2 separate regions of the Homo sapiens genome follow, and region 2 is linked to region 1. The links are chromatin loops, found by intact Hi-C in ENCODE. Cell type or tissue: dorsolateral prefrontal cortex. All regions are shown on one strand. Links, peaks and the distances in the headings refer to the core of each region. The heading gives the core; the rest is flanking DNA.

Region 1 (2,816 bases), core at 179-2,678:
GCCTGGCCAACATGGTGAAACCCTGTCTGTACTAAAAAAAACAATAATTAGCCAGGCCTGATGGTGCACACCTGTAATCCCAGCTACTCTGGAGGCTGGGTCAGGAGAATTGCTTGAATCTGGAAGGTGGAGGTTGCAGTGAGCCGAGACTGCGCCACTGCATTCTAGCCTGGCAACAGAGTGAGACTCTGTCTCAAAAAAATAAAAATAAAAAGTGACTCAAAGAAACTTTTAGAGTCACCAGAGGTCAGAGGCTATACATAGTCTTTATATATATATATACATATTTTTCCCAACATTTTATTTTGAAAAACTTCAAGCCTTCAAAAAAGTTGAAAGAATGATATAATTAACAGCCATATATTCTTCACTGAGATCAAATAATTTTAACTTTTGCCACATTGCCTGTCTCCTCCCACCTCTCTCTCTCTGTCTCACATCTCTATCTCTTTTTCCATACACAGTAAGTCCTCACTTAAAGTTGTCAATAAGTTCTTGGAAACTTCAACTTTCAGAGAAACAACTTATAACAAAGCCAATTTTACCACAGGCTAATTGATATAAACTAGAGTTAAGTTTCTTCAGCATATTTCTGGTCACAAAAACATCACCAAACTTCTGAAGCCCAAAACACATAGTATTAGACACTGAGATAAATGTGAGCTATATACACATTTAAGAAAGATGAATTTAAAAAAAAAGAAAGATGAATAAAAACTAGTAAGATAATGATTTGCCCCCTTACTCCAGTTTAATGTCACAGGTGGCCAGAGCCCATCCTGGCAGCTCAGGGCACAAGGTGACAACCAGCCCCGGACAGTCCGCAGTCCCGTGGCAGGGTGCACTCTCACACCCCCACAAGCACCCACTCACTCACAGTGCCACCACGTGGACCCGCCAGTGAACTAAATGTGCACAGCCTTGGAACGTGGGAGGAAACTGGATCACCTGGAGAAAAATCCCACAGACGTGAGGAGAACGTGCAACTCTACACAGACAGTGGCCCTGACCAGGAATATATTTCCAGGAATGATTTTTTTTCTCATCATTTTTCTCACACTGAACAAAACGACGTTGAACAAAGAGACTTATTTGAGGACTTGCTGTATTGTTTTTTTGAAAGTAAGTTGAAGACATAGAATATTCCATCCGGAAACATTCCCCACGCCTCACCTAAAAATAAGAACATTCACCTACATTATCACATTACCATCATCACATCTAATAAAAAGATAACCTAATTTCAATATTATCATCTACTATACGGTCCATATTTAAATTTTCCCAATGAGGGATTCCCTGAGCATCAGATCTTTTCTTGCTCAGGCTGGACACAGGTGGCAGGAAGAGGGCAGTGCAAGGCAAGTTGCTGACTAGGACAAAGCCCCGGGAAGCCAGGCCCCATTTTGCTGACTCTTACAGCATTACTTTCCTAATAAATAATACTGTTAATTGTTAAGAGTAATCAAATGTCTGGCTTCAGTGGTTGTGAATGTGATTTTTACTTCCAGCAAACCCATAAGAAGAAATCAAATCTGAGTTATTTATGAGTAAAAAATAAACTGAGGCTGAGCACAGTGGCTCATGCCTGTAATCCCAGCACTTTGGGAGGTGGAGGCAGGTGGATCACTTGAGGTCAGGAGTTCGAGACCAACCTGGCCAATATGGTGAAACCCCGTCTCTACTAAAAATACAAAAATTAGCCGGGCGTGGCGCATTCCTGTAGTCCCAGTTACTCAGGAAGCTGAGGCATGAGAATAGCTTGAACCTGGGAGACAGAGGTTGCAGTGAGCCAAGATGGCTCCACTGCACTCCAGCCTGGACGACAGAGTGAGACTCCGTCTCAGAAAAGAAAGAAAGAAAGAAAAAAAGAAATAAACTGAATACTAAGATTTGCATTTAATCCTTGAACTGACATTCCCTAAATGGATACCTTCTCTAGGCTTTGAAGAATTCTGATATATAAACCATTATTCTATTTTTGGAGTAGTAGAACCTTATTTATCAGGTCACCTTTCACCTCCACCAAAGCCCATGTAAGGAGCTGAACCTTTAGAGATGGAAGAAACGTTATACTCTGGGAAAAAAATAAATTGGAAATTATACTTTTAAAAAATCATTATTGTTTTATATTTGGGGATATTTGGGACATTTCTCATCTTTTCAAAATTTATAATTTGGTGTGATTTCTTGTTCTGTTTAAATATTCACTTTTGTACTTAATTTTACATTTGTAATCTTGCATTCTCTTTCTAAAGAGAGCGCTCAAAACTGTACAAGCATCAGACTACTCCAAACTGAAACCTGGATCTGCCCTGGGTCAGTTTTCAAGGTCAATTTTATGGGATTTGGCCAGTTTTATGTAGAATTTGGTTTGGGTTTTAAAGATGTTTATGCCCCAGGGTCTGGGGGGATGTAAGAGCATATTCTGTCCAGATTGTGCCTTTGGGGGGATGGGGGAACAGTAATTATCAGCAGGACTCTGGAGCTTCTTGACAGCAGGCCAGACTCTCCTAACATGTTTGTGTAGAGAGTCATTCTCCATCACATGTGTTTGGTTCTTTTAATCCTCCTGGTTTCACTATCCTTTCCCATCACCCTGTTTGCTGCTGACCACACCAACAATGGCTGTTCTCTGTAAACTTAGAACCTTGATTTCTCTTGAAAGTAGCAATCCATTGGGTTTTGTCCCAATCGAACATTTTGGGTCAGCTGTGGGAAGTAAAGTCTTTACGGCTCACAGATAAAATGTCATTGAACAAAGAAGACTGGTGTGCTGCCATCAGAGCTTCAACTAGAATGGGAAATAAAGATAA
Region 2 (2,816 bases), core at 289-2,788, 180 kb after region 1:
GGTTATAGTAAAAGCAACACATTGTACATATTTCAAACTCTTTTTTTGTTTGTTTGAGACGGAGTCTCGCTCTGTCACCCAGGCTGGAGTGCAGTGGCACGATCTTGGTTCACTGCAACCTCCGCCGCCTGAGTTCCAGCAATTCTCCTGCCTCAGCCTCCCCGGTAGCTGGGACTACAGGCACGCACCACCATGCCTGGCTAATTTTGTATTTTTAGTAGAGACGGGGTTTCACCATGTTGGCCAGGCTGGTCTCTAACTCCTGACCTCAGGTGATCCACCCACCTCAGCCTCCCAAAGTGCTGGGATTACAGACGTGAGCCACTGCGCCCATCCTACTATAACCAGTTATTATCCATTACTATTTAACTAGTTCATAAGTTGTAAATTTATACTGAATATTTTGTTTGGGTCAAAAATATGTGAGATTGTACTTAAGGTTTGCCTTAAAAGGGTTAAGTTGTTATGTGTCTGTTTTGGTTTATTTTAGTTCCTCCTGGAAATTCTTTAATTTTCCTCATGTGGACATAAGAGAAAATCTGGCTCTTTATATCTAGAATAATTCAGAATAAAAAGTTTAGTAGTATGCTGATTACTTTTAGCTATGTTACTGAGCAAATGCATATAGGTTCCATTCAGTCTCCCCTTTATCAAACATATTTCAGTCAGTGTAACCTAAACCATGGATATGGTCGGTGGTATTGTGCTTTCCTTTTGATATAAGTAAAGATAATCATTTACTTCTTTTTTAGGGTACGTGCTTTGAAATTTATTTTGTTAATGAGAAAAACATGTAAATTATCATTACTGTTTTTGATAATTTGTTTTAAACTGCTTTGTACTTTACTATTTAATAAAAGTCCTTTGTTAATAATACTTCCTCCAGGTGAGAAATAAGGCTCAGCAAACATTTTTTGCTGCCTTGGGAGCATATAACTTCTGTTGCAGAGATATCATTCCCTTGGTTTTGGAGTTCTTAAGGCCTGATAGACAAGGTGTTACACAGCAACAATTCAAGGTATAGGGTTTTTTTCCTATTTTACTGTAAACATTTTCAAACATACTGAAAAGCTGAAAAAATTCTACGGTAAACATCCATATCTTCTTCACCACTGAGATTCTGTATTTAAGATTTTGCTGTATTTGCTTTATCGCATATCTGTTCTTTTTTTTAATGTATTTCAAAGTAAATTGAAGATATCAGCACGATTCACCTTTAAACAGGTATGATCTTTGTTTCATACTAATATGAGGAGACTCATTATTTAGTTATTTACCTCTGTTTGTGATCAGTATTATGATGAAGAAAATATAAGAAGCAGACTTTCCTGAGGAAAATAATTGTTTAACTTGAGTGCTAGTGGCCAAGTAGCCTGGCTGGCATATGGGAGAGAGGGATGAAAGACCAAGAAGTTTAGAGTAGTATGACCAGTGTGAAGGAAGGGCTTAAGACAGGAAGGAAGAAATATGGTAAGTTTGAGCAGTGGTATGAAAGCTTATGCAATTGGAGTAGAGAAGAAAGGAAATTATACAGGATAAGGCAAATACTACATCCTATGGGGATGTAATAAAGTATAGGTAATATATAATGATTGCTTATACTGTCAGGTAGAAAGAAATAGATTGAGAGTGAATTAAGAGTGAGAACGGATGGGACTTGTTGATTGAATATGAGGGGACTGAAAAAAGGAAATGTCAAAGTTACTAAGCTTTTGGATCGTACAACTAGTTGCTGGGCACATCAGAGAGAGAGAGAGAGTAGTTAGATGATGACATAGTTAATTTGGACTAGTTTAATTTGAAGTGGTTCCAATGACCTAAGAGCACCATCAAGTGGGCAGTTAGACATCTGAGTCCGAAGATACCATTTCCATGTATGTTGATTATAATTGAAATCTATGGGCATGGATAAGAAAGCCTAGGAGGAGAATAAGAAGAGGACCAAGGGGCATATGTTGAGAAACTCCTTTAGAAGCCAAATAGAAGAGCTGAGTGACCCTGGAGAGGTCAGAAAGGTATCAAGAAATCGGGAAGAATCACAGAAGGCAGGGAGAGGTCTTTCTAGAAGGAAGACTCAGTGAGTAGAGTCATTGTTTTTTGGAGATAATGAAGACGAGCCCTAAACATCTTCCATGAAGCTTGTAAGACAGAGGTGTCAATAAACTATAGCTCAGGCTCAGTTGCTTGCTTTTGTAAAAGTAAAAGCTTGCTTTTTTAAAACTTCTTGAAACACAGCCATGTTCATTCATTTATATATTATGTATGGCTACTTTCACTCTACAGTGGCAGAGAAGAGTAGTTGAGACAGAGAGCAAATGGCTTTGCTGTTTGCTTTCTGGCCGTTTATGGAAAATGTTTGCTGACCCCTGGTGCAGATGTATAATTCAAGAGTGTTGTAGGTTTGACTCATTGACTATTCTGTTGTTGACCTTAATGAGAGCAGTTTAAATGGACAAAATTAGAGAGGTCAAGTACAATCAAAACAGAAAAATATCTATTAGATCAACAAAATCGAGGTTATGAGTGACCTTATAGAGAACCTGTAGAGGAGTGGAATACAAAGTCAGTAATAAGCTAGATTGGAATCAGGTGAGGTAAATTGGAAATCAAAAGTTTTGATAGTAAAAACTTTTTATGAAAAAGCACTTTAGAAAGGATACCTGCTGTCATCAAAGGATACCTGCTGTCATCAGAATCATTGTGGTTAATTGGACTTTTATGAGTAATAAATATGCAGTATACTTTAGTTTTTATGTACTTTGTAAATTACTCAGCAACCAGGTGTTAACTAATATTTAATAAATTATTTCAAACAC

What was found. A loop is a pair of places that touch in the nucleus more often than their neighbours do. Peaks named below come from ENCODE experiments on the same cell type or tissue, not always from the same donor. Only the 100,000 strongest peaks of a DNase experiment are listed, where the experiment ranks them.
Region 2: it touches region 1 in a loop (5-fold over the local background); 5 of 110 quality-filtered maps call a loop at or near these places.

What each region holds. Positions count from the first base shown.
Region 1 is chr2:54,083,342-54,086,157 of GRCh38, reverse strand. It overlaps a transcript of ACYP2 not described here. Among named protein-coding and RNA genes, the nearest start is that of ACYP2, 31 kb to the left of the region's middle. RefSeq lists a silencer at 2,792-2,816. In dorsolateral prefrontal cortex, for the core only: a CTCF peak has its summit at 1,336; a DNase peak (open chromatin) is centred at 1,377; H3K27ac peaks cover 893 bases.
Region 2 is chr2:53,902,227-53,905,042 of GRCh38, reverse strand. PSME4 (proteasome activator subunit 4) reads left to right here. Exons shown (of 47, transcript NM_014614.3): 27 at 887-1,018. Among named protein-coding and RNA genes, the nearest start is that of GPR75-ASB3, 44 kb to the right of the region's middle. In dorsolateral prefrontal cortex, for the core only: a CTCF peak has its summit at 1,841 (motif pointing left); no DNase peak of the experiment used is centred there; H3K27ac peaks cover 1,365 bases.